Regions from separate parts of the Mus musculus genome. Here region 1 is linked to region 2. The links are chromatin loops, found by intact Hi-C in ENCODE. Cell type or tissue: heart. All regions are shown on one strand.

Region 1 (8,000 bases), 380 kb before region 2:
CTTTGCTCATACCCCACTCTGGGCATCTAGTCCCAGCAGGTCTCCCACGGAGGCCTAACCAGGCAGTCTAAGTACTCCTAACCATTGAGCCGTCTTTCTAGCCCATGGTTTTTTTTTTCTCTCAGAATTGGTTAAATATTGTAGTTTTTGCCTAACACTATTTTATTATTATCAATGGTGTCTAAAATAACATCCATTTATAAATAAGACCAAAATGAATTATTTTGATCACCAAAAAATGGGAATAGTCCCTCTTAGAGGTTTCTTTATGTAAATTTTATACTCTTGTTACCTCTGTTATATGTCTATCTTATTTGGATAAAAATAATCTGGATTATTGTAGCAGGTGGGAAAAAGACTTAATTATATCAGAAAAAAGATGCCTTACAGTTTTATTATTGTTTTGGGTGGGGTTCTTTTTGTGAGGGATTAGTTTACTTTATTTAGTCTGGGATATATTTTCTTTATATAGGCCAGGCTTGTCTCAGACTGGGAATCCGTTTTAGTCTCTTAAGTGTTGGGATTATGAGCATAGACTGCTATGCCTAGTCTTGTAGTTTTTTTTTTTTTTTACTTTGTAAATTTTAGATGAAAGAAAAAACAGCTAACTTATTTTATTAATGACTATCATGAATTGAATTTTCACTTTTTTATTTTTGTGCAATTGGTAGTTCAGAGACCTTTACAGTTTTTTTTTAAATTTCTTTTCCTTTTTTTTCTTTTTGGTTTTTCAAGACAGGGTTTCTCTGTATAGCCCTGGCAGTCCTTGAACTCACTCTGTAGACCAGGCTGGCCTCGAACTCAGAAATCTGCCTGCCTCTGCCTTCCAAGTGCTAGGATTCAAGGTATGCTATGAGTCACAACACTTGACAAATTAAATGGAATTATATCATTTTCCCCTTCCCTTTTCTCCCTCCAGTTCTTCCCATTTGCCCACCCTAGAATCTTTTTCTTTGATTATCATTGTTACCTACACATGTGTATGTATGTATGTATGTATGTATGTATGTATGTGCACATATACTTGTTTGTGTGTAAATGGGTTCAAGGTTGCTCACTCCGCAATGGATAGCCAAAAAGGGAGCTCTTCCTGGGCGTGACTAATTCTTCTCACAGTTGTCATTGGTTGCCTGTAGTTCTTTGTCTAGGGGTGGGACCAAGAGAAATTTCTCAAACCTGGAATCCTCCTGCCTTAGTCTCCTGACTAACTTGCCTTAGTTGATTCTGTAATTCTCTGATGTAGATCCTTAGGATTAAATTCAGATTAAGTTTGGCAGCAAGTTCTTTTATCCACCCTACCGTCTCAGCAGCCTGAGATGGGATCTGGCTGTGTTGCCCAGGCTAGCCCTGCCTTAATTTTCCAGGTACTTAGGACTACAGGTGTATCACCCTATTCCCAGTGGAATGTGTTTTATTCCATAATTAATTAGATTAAACAATGGTCCATGTCATTTTTCTCCCCTATAGTAAAGGGGTATTGAAATTGTGTTTGTTCTGTCTTTCTGTAATTTTATGTTAGGTGGATTTACTAACATTGATAGATCACATAGAAGTGTTAATTACTACCAGTAATAGTAATATTGAGATACACTTGTTATTTTCCTGTTGAGGACTACCAAAATAACTACCATTTAAATAATTTGTTACTAGTAGGAATTCAGACACTTCAAATTGCTTTGAAAACTACTTTCAGTTTTTTCTTGCTGTTTAGTGTCAAAATATCTATGATTCTACTATGCATATTAGTAAAGGGAAAGATTTTTTTTTTTTTTTTTTTTTTGGTTTTTCAAGACCGGGTTTCTCTTTATAGCCCTGGCTGTCCTGGAACTCACTCTGTAGACCAGGCTGGCCTCGAACTCAGAAATCCACCTGCCTCTACTTCCCGAGTCCTGGGATTAAAGGCGTGTGCTACCACCGCCCGGCAAGATTTTTTTTTTTAATTCATGTCCTTACAGATATGGTAGTTACAGGCCTACTTGCCTAGAGTGGTTATAACTTATTCCTGGGCTGAGTAGTCTACTACCTTATTTTAATTTTTCTTATAGCTTTAACCCTTGGAAAGGAAACAAATACTCTATGTATGTTATTTGTAGGACTGATAAAAAAAAAGAAAATGAACATAGTACCATTTTAAGTTGTTTTCATATTTAGGAGTATCTATCAATAAATTATAATTTTTGTTTAATCATATCCAGACATAATATAAATTATCTCAAGGATAGCTTATCATCTGCTTTTTTTGAGATTTTTTTTAAAAAGTTTTATTTGTTTTTGAAAAATTTTAATATATTTGAATTAAGCTAGTGTCTCACTGTGTAGCCAAGAACTAGTAGTTTTCTGTCTCAGACTTCTAAATGCTGAGTTTATAGGTATGTGCCACCATGCCCAGCACAAATCCCTATTATAAAATGTGCACATTTGTAATAATGGCAATCACATGAAAGACAATCCTTGTGATTTACACATAAAATTTCCTGTTACACAGGTACATTATCAGAAATAATATGAAAAAGGAAATGAACCTAAGCTAATACGACCTTTGGAATGTCAGGTTATTGTCTACAATTTGGATTGTTTAAGTCTCTTTATAGTAAAATATAACATTGTTCATGAGCCCAAACAAGACTCCATTAAATGGAAGTGAGTCCTAAAATGACTACTTGGGAGACAGGGGGAGAAGGTTCAGCTACATAGTGAGTTCAAAGCCAGCCTGAGCTCATGAGACTGTCTCAGAGAAGAAAACTATTGTGAATTAAGAGTTGTATAGTACCAGGCAGTGGTGGTGCATGCCTTTGAACCCAGCACTTGGGAGGCAGAGGCAGGCAGATTTCTGAGTTCGAGGCCAGCCCGGTCTACAGAGTGAGTTCTAGGACAGCCAGGGCTATACAGAGAAACCCTGTCTCGAAAAACCCTCCAAAACAAAACAAAAAATCCCCAACAAGGACAGGAAGAGTTCCAAGCCAGCCCGGGTCACATAGTGTTGAGACAGGAAAGGGTGTGTGTGTGAGAGAGAATAATAGATAGTAGAAAAATTGTTTTGAATTTTATGACTAGTAATCAGCATGTTCAAAGTTTTAGAATGGACAGAAATGTGACCGTCACATCTGTGCACCTGTGTTCACACATGCATGACCACATAAATACACACACACACACACACACACACACACACACAATCTCAAGTGAAGAGTTGTAAGACTTTTTGCATTTTGGAGAAGAATTATGTTGATATGGCTTTAATAAACTGGGTATGATGGTTCATACCCATAAACCCATCATATGAGAAGCCGAGGCAGAAAGATTGCCCCGGGTTTGAGGATAGCTTAGACTATGTCGTGAGATTAAGTTTATGGTGTACTGCAGAGCCAAGGCAATCTGAAATCAGAAACAAATTTTTTAATGTTAAAATAACTATAAGCATTTCAGAGGAACAAAACAAAAATTCTCAGATATGAATTTGTTTTAATTAGAAATCAAGACTTTTGCATTGGTGTGTTGATGGAAATAGAATTCCTATTTTTGAGTAATTCCTGATGTTTGTATTCTTAGACTACTTGGGTGCACATCTGTAATCCCAGCACTCAGAGGCAGAGGGAGGAAGATCATAGCAAGTTTGAGGCCAACCTAATCTATATAGCTAGTTCCAGTACAGCTAGAGTTACATAGTAAGACCCTGTCTCAAACACACATAAAAAGACTGGGATGAACTTGGCAGAGTTCACATTGGATTTGTCTTTAATTGAAACAGTCTTTGAAGTTCTTAGGTAGGTTACCTGTAGAACCTGTAACCAGGCATTGAGCTATTTTAGTAGGTGCAGTAGTCTGATGAAACCTGGGTGTGATAGGCTTAAGGCAGAAACAGAGTGAGTGGGCAGAGGGTATGAGAATGCCTCAGGAAAGTCATTGTGGTATTCTAATTTTGATTCTAAGGTACTTTGAAATAATCCAGCTTTATTTTTGTCAGGTAGTACATAAGTTCTCATGAGCCTGGCCTGAATATTTATTGTTGTTATCTTATAAAATTGAGCAGTCTGTCATCTTTCCCCAAAACATGAACTAAAATTTGCTTTATAGAACTTACAAAAATGCTTTTTTTGTAAAATACTCTTTGAATATTCCTTTGTATGATACAAATGCCCAATTTCTATTTTTGTTACTAAATGTCCTAATATAAATATTAAGTGAATGTTAAGCAGGTTTTTTTAGCTCTCTAATTTTTTAAAGAAATTGCCATAATGTTTCACAAATTTTTCTGATTATGAAAAAAAATACATGTGTATTTAAGAATAAATCAGTATTCTGCATGCTGCAGGTTCTTGTGAACAGACCTAAAAATAAATAAAATTCTATCAAACATTGAGCTCAAAATAGACCTTTTGTGACTAAACAGAGAGACAGACAGACTATACAACTTTTAATTTTTTTCTCTGGGAGAAACCTCAAAATATATCTGAATTCTGAGCTGGGTGTTGACAGTCCCAGTACTTGGAAAGTAGAAGAAGGGTTGTGAGTTTGAAACCAGCATGAGCTATGCAATGCAATTCCATCTCAAAAACAATGGCAAGTGAATTCTGCAAAGAACGTAAACTTATGTAATTTTAATTTTTTTCAAAGTCAAACCACTTGTGACGAAAGCACCTAATAAAACGTTAACTGAAAGGAAGAACTCTGTATGAATTCACAGATATGATGAAATTTAGTTATGATTTGGCCAATATTCCTTGAAAACTGCCAGAGCGTAGACAACCAGGTCTTGTAGTCTATTCGGTTTAGAGGATTTTTTGGGATGGGGGCAGGAGCTCTCTATGTAGGTCACCTTGGCCTTTAACTCGTGATTATCCCTGCCTTTGTACCCGAGTGCTGGCATTAGAGATGTGTGACACCATGTGCAGCTTGATGCTTTAGTTCTTACAACACCGTGCCAGGGACTGCTGCTTCTTAGATGGGGCTTAAAAGTTGGGAATGTCATGTAAGATTGAGTAGTCTAATTCTTCCTGGCTTATTTCTCTCAATAAGTTTTTTTAAAAAGATTTTTATTTATTATTATAGATAAGTACACTGTTGGCTGTCTTCAGACACACCAGAAGGGGGCATCAGATCTCATTCCAGATGATTGTGAGCCACCGTGAGGTTGCTGGGATTTGAACTCAGGACCTTCGGAAGAGCAGTCAGTGTTCTTACCCGCTGAGCCATCTCTCCAGCCCCTCTCATTAAGTTTTGATTAATAGATTAACTTATGATCTTTTAAGCTTTTCTTGTAGTTTAGTTTTTGTTTTGCTTTTAGTGTAAAGAGGGCTGGAGATGAGCTTGGTTGCTGGAGTGCTTGCCCGGTATGCATGAAACCCTGGGTTTGACACCTAGCATCGCATAAACTGGGTGTGATATACTCATGCTCATAATCTAAAAGAAGGAGAAGCTTCAGAAGTTGAAGGTCAACTGCATAGTGAGTTTTAGGCCAGTTTAGGATCCATGACACCCCCCCGCCCCCCATATCTCACTATAATTCACTGTCAAATGGCTTTTATGATTTGGAGTTTGGGGATACTTTTAAAGACAGGGTCTTGGTAGCTCCTAGATGGCTTGGGATTCACTTAGTAACCCTTGCTGGCCTAAAATTCAGGAACTTCTACCTCATCTTCCCAAGTACTGGGTTAGTAGGGATGTCCAGCATATTTAGCTTGCTTTAATGATTTTGCTGTACTTTTTTCTGTGTGTACAGGTGCATGTATATTTATAAAACTAACATAATATATTTTACCCCCAAAGTACCATAACCCTAATTAATGCTATTAAATGTTTTGTATGCTGGGCTCTGGGCATACTAATATAACCAATATTATACAATGCAAAACAATTTTGGAATATCTTCTGTAAAATTATCTTATTAGTAAGTTGTAACCATCTCAGACTTCTAAGTTTGAGTTTGTAAAGGATCAGTTTTTTTTGGTGACCTACACACACACACACACACACACACACACACACACACACACACACACACACAGGGGGGTGGATTCTGAGAATTTAGAGAATTTAGATGGTTAATACCAGTTTTTATTTTTATTCTGTGTGATATTTATTTATTAAGATTTATTTATTTATTACATGTAGGTACACTGTATCTGTCTTCAGACACACCAGAAGAGGGCATCAGATCTCGTTACAGATGGTTGTGAGTCACCATGTGGTTGCTGGGATTTGAACTCAGGACCTCTGGAAGAACAGTCAGTGCTCTTAACCGTTGAGCCATCTCACCAGCCCCGTGATATTTTATTTAACTTACTAGAATATACTGTGTTAAAACATATTTTAGGGGATTGGGGAGATGGCCCATTCTGTAAAGTGTCTGCCATGTCATCTTCAGGACCTGCGTTTGTAACCCCAGCATGGAGAAGACAGAGACAGGGAGACCCCTGGGCTTCCTGGCAAGCTAGACTAGCAAATTTGGTTAACTAGGTTCAATGAGAGACTCAGTCTCAAAACATAAGAAGTGAATTTTTTAGACCCAATTTCAATCTCTGAACTCCATACGTATGCACATGTACCTGCATATAAATATATATACACACCCATAAACACATGCACACACAAAAAATGGTTCAAAAGTTCTTAAAATGTATAAGAGTAGAAAGTGTAGAGCCGGGAGTGGTGGCGCACGCCTTTAATCCCAGCACTTGGGAGCAGAGGCAGGTGGATTTCTGAGTTCGAGGCCAGCCTGGTCTACAGAGTGAGTTCCAGGACAGCCAGAGCTATACAGAGAAATCCTGCCTCAAAAAACCAAAAATAAAGTGTATATACTAATCTTTCATGCCTAAAATATTTATTTTTGCCACATTTTTCATACCTCTTTAATATTTTTCTTTTTCTCTTTGTGCTTCAAAGGAAATTTTGTGTCATGTTTTACTTTTCATTCTTGACTCTATTCAGCAGTAAGACGCAGCATGGCTTTCTTAGAGAAGTATAATCTATTACAAAACGGTAACATTTAACTGCTCTACATACCCTCTTGTAGCTAAATTCCTCTGTTAAACTAAGACTTATTATCTAAACGTAATTAAATGTTGATATCTTATAATGCTCCACTTTGAAACAGCTGTCTTTCTTTTGCAGATTAGCGATGATGAACCAGGTTATGACCTAGATTTGTTTTGTATACCTAATCATTATGCCGAGGATTTGGAAAAAGTGTTTATTCCTCATGGACTGATTATGGACAGGTTAGTAAGACCTCGATTGAAGTTATTTTTAGAGGGTGTGTGTGTGGTGTGTGTGTGTGTGTGTGTGTGTGTGTGTGTGTGTGTGTGTGTGTGTGTGTAAGAGAGAGAGGAGAGGCATGTGTGATATATATGTGAAGTGTATTGCATGTACATGGAATCCAGAGAAGGACATTAGGTGTCCTACTCTGTTGCTCTCTTATTCCCTTGAATCAGTGTCTCTTGCTGAACCTGGGGCATACATACTGATTTGGCTAGGCTGCCTGGCTAGCAAGACCCAGGGATCTGCTTGTCTCTGCCCCCCAGTGCTGACGTTACAAGCAGGTGCAACCACATCTGGTTTTTATATGGGTACTGGGGGATCTGAACTTAGGGCCTGATGCGTGCCCAAGTGCTCTCACCCGCCAAGCCACCTCTCCAGCCAAAGGGTTTTTTTTCTTGTATTAATTCTAACTTAGCAACTGTTGAGTAGTTGATGTTTGAATATAAGCTAAGCCAACTTATTAGAATAAATGTTTTCTATTTTTTACTTGTATGTGTGAGTGCCTGCATGTATGTATGTGAAGCATATGTATTCCAGGATGTCAGAATTGTGATGGATTCCCTGGAACTGGAGTTACAGACCATTGTGAACCACTGTGTATGGGTGCTGGGAACTGAACTTTAGGTCCTCTGCAAAAACAGTAAGGATCTTAACTGATAAACTATCTTTCTAGCCCTAAGGCTTTCTACTTTTAAAGTTCGTTTCTCTTTCTCTCTCTCTCTCTCTCTCTCTCTCTCTCTCTC
Region 2 (8,000 bases):
GAGATGTTTTCAGTGACCAAAGGTCAATCAGGTGACTAAAGTGCAGTCATACAAATGTGTCACTGCAGTGGATTTTACATAAAAGCTGTCATCCTGTTGAATCTATCAATCAATAGACCCAAGAAAAAAGGAGGAGGAAGCAATTCCTATGTGGTTCTTTAAAGTCAAGAGCAAAGGTTCTCTTAGTTTAGACATGACCCTTCTGGTATACTTGGCTTTTCTGCCACTCATTGTAAGCCAGTAGGTTGACATATTAACATATTCACATTTTCTGTGAGTTTAGTTGGCAAGAACCAATCTAAGACTGATGGTATCAGGATGTGTTGACACAAACAAGTTCTGAAAAAGCTGAAATCCAAGCACTGGTTCAGGTGATCAAAGCCAGGCCTGGGTCAACGTGAAGTTACCCATCCCAATCACTAAAATCGCAGAACCCGCTTAATTCTAGAAGAAGCTTGAACTGAACTGAAAGAATTAGACTTTGGGCTACACCCTGAAGGTCAAGAGAGCCTAGCAGAGCTGTTATTTCTAATTTGGGAGGTATGATTTAGCTGGGGCCATCTTCAATTACCTGATGAAAAGCAAGACAGGTACAGGTCAACCTAAATGACTAGTTTACCTCCTGAGAATCTTTTTTTGTTTGTTTGTTTGAGACAAGAGTTTCAGTATGTAACCCAGGTGGTCTGGTACTCACAATGTAGACTAGGCAGGCCCCCAAATCCCATAGAGCCACTTGCCAAGAGACTCTTCCAGGATACAACTTGCATTTCTATCATGATTCTACATAGCTACCTCTTGCTTTACTTGGCCAACACATTTGTCCAAAAGTAGTTATCTGTCAAAAATTGCACACTTTACAGGCATGGTGCCTCACACCTGTATCCCCAACATTTGGAAGCCTGTGACAGACAAACTGTCTAGACTTTGAAGCAGGCCTGAGCTACATAATGAGTTCCAGGCTAGCCGAGGATTCATAGTAAGACTGTCTCAACTCCTTTCCCCACCCCCATCCAAACTGTATACTCTTTGGTAGCCTGAGAGCTACTGAGGTCCATAGAGATTAAAACAAATCCTCATAATAAAGATGAGGAAATCTAGAACATTTAAGAAATAAATCGCTTAATATATTTATTGTAAGTAAAGATTCTCCAGACAGTTAAGGGGTGACAAGACAGCCTTTACAATATCACTCATTATCTTCTTTGCTTTTAGGGAAGATTAAAATGTTCTCAATTTTCTATCTTAAACCCTCTCTTTTTGCTTTTGTGTGTGCATACATGTCATGTGCTTATATATGTATGTATGTATGTAGCTCTGGCTGTCCTGGAACTCACATGCAGAACTCCAGAGACTATCCATCTTATCTTGAACCATTTTTTTAAAGGTTGGAGGAGGGTAGCAATATTTTGAGACATCTCACTATGTAGACCTGGCTAGCCTAGAACTCACAGAAATTCACCTTCCTACTTCTGCCACCTGAGTACTGGAATTAAAGGGCTATGCCAATACATTCAGCCCAGTGAGTGTCTTTATTAGGCTTAAGGAAGGAATGGGATGGCTTTTGTAGTTTGTTTTATGTTTTCAGATGGTGAATTTGCATGTAAATCCTCTATGAGAAAAAATATAAAATATCTGAGACTAAACATGCCTTTGCCTATTAGTACTCTACTATAGAATATTGCACATTACACTCAAGTGTGTACTACATGTAAAGGGGGTCTACCAAAACCCCCTTTAAATTTGAAAAATTCGAAAATTTCAAGTGTCCTGGCACGGCAGGAAACCTCTATTGCACTGTGAGTTCTACATATCCCTCAAAAACCAGTTTAATCTCACATCCTGTTTGAGAATACGGACTGAAAAATTTTAAAGACACATTTGGCCATGTTTCCTGTTCTCCAAACTTACCACCGATCTATACCAAATATATGAAATATACGTGTAATTGAAAAGCTGGCTGTCTACTCCTTACTCAATTTCCTGACTGTAGTATTTTATACACAAAGAGCTTTCCTAATACTTACAGGAAGTGTGGACAAGATTTTCGTCACTAAGAATGTATTAAATCCCATGTGTGCCTTTCCCGAAAAGAGTAGACTTTCTCCTGTCTGGAATTCACATTAAAAACAAAAAGTGTTCCAATAGAACAGGACTGCCTTTTAGGCAAAATTTAGGAACTTGAACTTTTTTTCAGGGTTACTTTCTCTTAAAATGTCCTTAAAGGACAAAATACTAGGACCCTTTGCACTTCTTACTTGCCCTGTGGCTTTCCCAAGTGAACTTTCCTTCCATTCTACTAGCACAGCAATGCTACTTCAGTGAGAGAAAGACAAATGTCAGTTACTTTCCCCAGAGGGAAACAGCAGAAGATTAAGGGCTGAGGTCTAGGGAGGGGCTAAAACCTTCCTGCCTAAGACCAGCCCCACCTGCTTGGGGCCCAGCCTTTACAGCCCTATCTCCACACTACCCGGCTCCATGTGAAACTGGTCATGTGAGCCTGTTTACAGCTGAGCAGCTGGTGCAACCATCAGGATCTGTGCAGAGGTCCAGGGAGGGGTAAGGATACAGGCCACTTACCTCCTTTCTCCCCTATGTAATTCCAAGAAGATACTTGCTTCGACCACCAACCACCCTCCCTCCCAGTCTCTCTACTTTCCTTCATGCCCCTTCAGGCAAAGCCATCCTGGGACGCCTGGCTCCGGTCGCCCCCCGCCCCGTTTCCGTCCAGTTGCTCGCGGGGGGGAACGGCTGAACTGCAGGAAGGGCGAGGACAGGGTCATCCCAAACTAGGTAGTCGACTGACTTCCCTCCCACAGCCCTCCAGGCAATGTCCGCCAAAGAGTTGTCCCTAGAGCTGCATCCCCAAGGCAACTGAACTCTTGTCGGGCAGGCAGCGGGAGGTTTCGGAGGCTGCCTTCGTCTAGGCAGGGGTAGCTACACAACTCTGCTGGCCCTGGAGACCCTGCAGAAGGGCCACCAACAGTCCAAGAACGGTGGACCCGCTGCCCGGTCCCCGCCACCCACCTTAGCCCGGCACTGAACAGCCCTGCTGTCAGTCACAGAGCCAAGCTCTGGCTACGGGTACTGGCATTGTCTACACCGGAGGGGGAGGTCTCAGCCATGTAAGTTCCATGTCTTCCCCGCAAGTCAGAGAAAGTGGGTGACGGGACATTGAGGGACTCTCACCTCAGCAACACTGGCTCCTCGGAAAGCAGCTGCGACTGCTCCCTGCTCCTTTGTCAGAGTCTCCAGACTGCACTGCCTGCTGGGATATGGGAGGACTCGACTGCCACCTCTCCCCGCCCAGGAGGATGAGTCGCAACTGGGGGGTGGGTGAGAAGAGGAAGGAAAGGCGGGCCCGGGGCGGGGTCTAGCCGGGGGCGGGGCTTCTGTGTTGCCACCTGGCTTCTGGGGTTTCTTCCTTCTCTATGCTTCAAACTACTTCCTTTGTCCTCTGGCCGCCCCTCCTTTTCCTCCGCCCCCCTCACCCGCCCCCAGAGGATTAGAGGCTTTCTCTGAGTGCAATCTCTTTGCACTCATTTGGTGGTGACCTTTGACGTCTGCCTCATTCACTCCTCTCCCCAACTCAGAATGCATTCCATACAATGAATACCCAAGGCTTGTGACTCTTCCTCTGAGACTCTGTATTAAGCACTAGCTCTCTTTCTCCACTCTATCATCGGCGCAAAGCAGACTGTTCAGGATTTGTTCATGCTGCTACAGTAGCTTCCTATTTGGATTCATTCTTTCTACTGTTACTTTGTCTAAACTATTGCCCAGACAGCAATCCAGTTGGCTCAGTCTAAGGTATAGGTGACCCTGCTGTTCTACTTAAAGCTTTTCAAGCCTGGCATGGTAGAACAAGACTATAATCCCAGTATTCAAAGGCTGAGGCAGGAGGATCCTGAGTTAAGACAAATTTGAGTTACAAAATAACAATTGACTTTTAAAGGGGAAATCTCTATTCTCAGGTCTGTACTCTATTCTTAGAGTCTTTCAGGCAGGTATGCTGCTACAGGGCTTTAATCCTAGCACTTAGAAGGGGAAGCAGTAGATCTTTGAGACTGAGGCCAGCCTGCTTATATATGAGACCCCATCTCAACACCAAGCAAACAACAAATGAGAGAGAAAAGACTTTTCGGCTAGGAACAATGGACAACTGTTAAGTCAAGCACCAAAGGGGCAAAGTCCCAAAGACCCCAAGGACTTCATATCTCAGCAGCCTGGCCTACCTAGCAAGACCCAGTGTGCTGGACACAAGACAGCCAGGATAGAGAAACCCTGTCTCAAAAAAGAAAAGTAAATGAAATGGAAAACACTTCAAAATTCAAACTTAATTATGTTCAAAAAGGAACAATACGGTCCAAGGGTACCCTCTGCACAAGTATAAGACCCAAAACCTTCCTCATTACTCTTAATCAATGGGTCTATAACAGTAGATATCACTTGGGCCCTAGGCTCTGAGACCTTTACTCACAGACTTTGTGCAATGCTCTTATCTGTCTTTTGAACACCTATCTTTCAGGATCCAGGGGAAATGTCACTTTCCCAACTAACCTTTCAGAATCTTCCATAAGAACGACATGTCTTATTTGTTTGTCTGAAACGTGGCCTGACTATAGCGCTAGCTGGTCTGACACACGTTATGGAGGCCAAGATGGTTCTAACTTGCAGTGATCCTCCTATCATGCTGGGATTACAGGCATGTACCACTAAATCCACCAGACGCTTTCATAAAAACTGTTGACCCCTATTCTACTAGCAAAGAACACTGCTAATTCTGTTTTGCAATTCTTCCTGATATAGGTAACCATGTCCTATTCCCTCAGAAGAGGCCATTGCTTCCAGCATCGTGCCCCTTCTACAATACATTCGTATATGTACTGGCTAGTTTTGTGTCAACTTGACACAGCTGGAGTTATCACAGAGGAAGGAGCTTCAGTTGAGGAAATGCCTCCATGACATACAACTGTAAAGCATTTTCTCAATTAGTGATCAAGGGGGAAATGTGGAAATCAAGAGCAGTGGTAACTTCCTGGGATCTATGAAGATGATCCTAATGAAGACTCAAAGTAATGGGGAATGATAACTATGAAATAGTCATCTCTTGTAGACAGACAAGCTAGTAAGGAACATCCCTCCATGGCCTCTGCATCAGCTCCTGCTTCCTGACCTGCTTGAGTTCCAGTCCTGACTTCCTTTGGTGATGAACAGCAGCATGGAAGTGTAAATTGAATAAACTCTTTCCTCCCCAACCCAACTTGCTTTTTGGTCATGATGTTTGTGCAGGAATAGAGACCCTGACTAAGACAGTATGCAATTTAATTATATGTGATACTTTGCCTCTATTGCATCAGAAATCCTAAGTAGGCCCAGAAAGGACTCCAAGCAAGGCTTCGTATGACAGTCACTCTTTCTTCACTAGCACAGCTCTCCATCTTGACCTGACCAAGTGTTGTTTTTGCAAATAAACTGGTTAGGCAGCCAAACATTGCAAAAGGACCAAAGCTTGTACTCCTCTTGCAGGTCAGACTGGTTTGTGGTAAAATATGTGGTTGTGGAAGACATAACTGATAGAGCTCATCTGAGAAGCCAGTGTAGAAAAGTATATGGTGCCACCGACATTGATTGAGTTTCTAGGCAGATATACTACTTTTCTTTTGGGGGGGGGGGCTTTTTGATTCCTATGGTTCAGGCCCCTCATCATTTCAAACCTTATGCATTGTTTGTGACATAAAGTCTTTTGCCAAAGTGGGCAGGGAGATGTGCTGAGGGGAAGCTGGAATATGGTGACAGTCCTGCAGCCACCCACAGAACAAAGGAAAGGCTTTGCATTTGTAAACTTTAGAAGGTAAATGGTCTCTGAGCTTAGAGGGCTTGTCTTCTGTATAAACTGGAATCCTGAAGAAGTGGCTTCAATTGTCTGTGCTGGCAAGTAAGTGCAAGCAAAACAACAAAGCACAAACACTTCTTTTTTTTCCCCATTGTCCTTGTGTAGGCTTCCAGCAGAAGGCATGGCCCAGATTAAGAGTGTGTACCACCACACCTGGATTTGGAACTTGCTTTGTCCTAGGCTGGCCTTGAACTCAGAGATCTGCTTGCCTGTCTCCTGGGATTAAAAGTGTATACTACCTTGCCTGGGCCTAAACTTTTCATGGCCACTATGCCTCAAGATCTGGATCACAAGTGTGCCCTCCATTTCTGGATTGTAGTTCATTCCAAATGTAGTCACGTTGACAACCAAAAATAGCTATCACAGCCGGGCAGTGATGGTGCACGCCTTTAATCCCAGCACTTGGGAGGCAGGGGCAGGGGCAGGGGCAGGGGCAGGTGGATTTCTGAGTTTGAGGCCAACCTGGTCTACAGAGTGAGTTCCAGGACAGCCAGGGCTACACAGAGAAACCCTGTCTTGAAAAACAAAACAACAACAACAACAACAACAAAAACAAAAAAGAAAGAAAGAAAGAAAGAAAGAAAGAAAGAAAGAAAGAAAGAAAGAAAGAAAAAAGAAAAGAGAAAAGGAATAGCCATCACAGGAAGATACTAGATAGGATATCCCACACCTTAATTTAGGAAGCTGATCCTATTGATCCTCCCTACTTTGGGGATGCCACAGGCTTACCAGTTTAGAGAATATACTAGATAGAATGGCTGATCTCCTCCTGTGATCTAACAGTGGGTGCCTTTGAGTTGTTCTTCCATCATTTAAGGTGTGTCGGCTTTTTAATTGTATTATAATAGACTATATTATAAGTGATGTTCAGAAAAGTCCTTTCCTGGAGAGATGAAAAACAAAGTCTGCCTCCTCCTTATAACAAACCAAAGCATGATTCCACTGAAGTTCAACCTGAAGTATCAAGGAATGTGGGGTTTACTTATAGAACATAAGTGAGGGGTTGCCTATGATTGGATGAGTGACCCTAAAGCAGCCACTTGGGAAAGTCTTTACACACTGAGGCCAAGATAATGAGGACAGAATTACATACATACAAATGGCTAGGCAGAATGGCTGGACCTTCAGGTAAGGGTCTATTGACCCAGCCTGGCCTGTTTTGTTTTGTTTTGTTTTGTTTTGTTTTGTTTTGTTTTGTTTTGTTTTGTTTTGAAGGAGTATCAATAGTCTGTAAGCCTGATTGTGATGGTTTCTTGCCATGGTTTAGTTGGTCTGAGGAAGAGAGCATCTGTTTTCTCTGAAGACCATGTTCTATAACAACAAAGTTTCTGTAACCCCAAAGTAGGGACAGAGATCCTTATCCCTATGTGATGTACAAGCTCCTAGGAGATTCTAATATGGTAACATGTGTAGTGTATATGACTCCATAAACTGTATTATACTTTTCAAAATAAGAGGTTTTTTTATTTAAATTCTTCAATTTAAATTTTTTGAAGATTTATTTTTATTCATGTGTGTGTACATATATGTATGTATGTGAATGCTCTGTGTGCATTCTGCAGAGGCTAGAAGAGGGTGGCAGATCTCTTGGGATTGGAGTTACAGGTGGTTGTGATGCAGTATGTGGGTGCTAGAAATTGAACCCAGGCCCTCTGTAAGAACATCAAGCTCTCCCAACCACTGAGCTGTCTCTCCAGCTCTGTTACTAAAATTCTTAATGTTCTACAATTTAGCCATATGTGCTTAGGAATCAAATTGCTTTATTGCAAATTCTTGGGGATGATACATTATATATGTTTTGTTTTTTAAGTAAGCATACAAAGTAAACTGTAGGCATTTCCATACATATGTATCATTCTGCCTTCTAATTTACCCCTTCCTTTTTGCTTTCTTCCCCTGTGGCTGGTTCCCTTTGTTCTCATAAGCAGTCTACCATACTGCTTTCATGTCAACATCTCTTCCTCCCCTCTCATGATCATTTTCCATTTTCTAATTTCATAACACACACTCCTGAGCCTCTCTGTCCCCCCTCCCCTCTCCCCCCCACCTCTCTCTCTCTCTCTCTCTCTCTCTCTCTCTCTCTTTCTCTCTCTCCCACACACACACT

What was found. Peaks named below come from ENCODE experiments on the same cell type or tissue, not always from the same donor. Only the 100,000 strongest peaks of a DNase experiment are listed, where the experiment ranks them.
Region 1: a loop joins it to region 2, with 2.3 times the contacts of the local background. A loop is called at or near these places in 2 of 42 quality-filtered maps.

The regions. Positions count from the first base shown.
Region 1 is chrX:52,991,981-52,999,980 of GRCm38, forward strand. Hprt (hypoxanthine guanine phosphoribosyl transferase) reads left to right here. Exons shown (of 9, transcript NM_013556.2): 2 at 7,111-7,217. Among named protein-coding and RNA genes, the nearest start is that of Hprt, 7.9 kb to the left of the region's middle. In heart, no CTCF peak of the experiment used is centred here; no DNase peak of the experiment used is centred here.
Region 2 is chrX:53,367,236-53,375,235 of GRCm38, forward strand. It overlaps Mospd1 (motile sperm domain containing 1), which reads right to left and starts at 3,324. Exons shown (of 6, transcript NM_001290514.1): 1 at 3,187-3,324. In heart, no CTCF peak of the experiment used is centred here; DNase peaks (open chromatin) are centred at 2,506, 2,756 and 3,346; H3K4me3 peaks cover 2,020 bases; H3K27ac peaks cover 1,893 bases.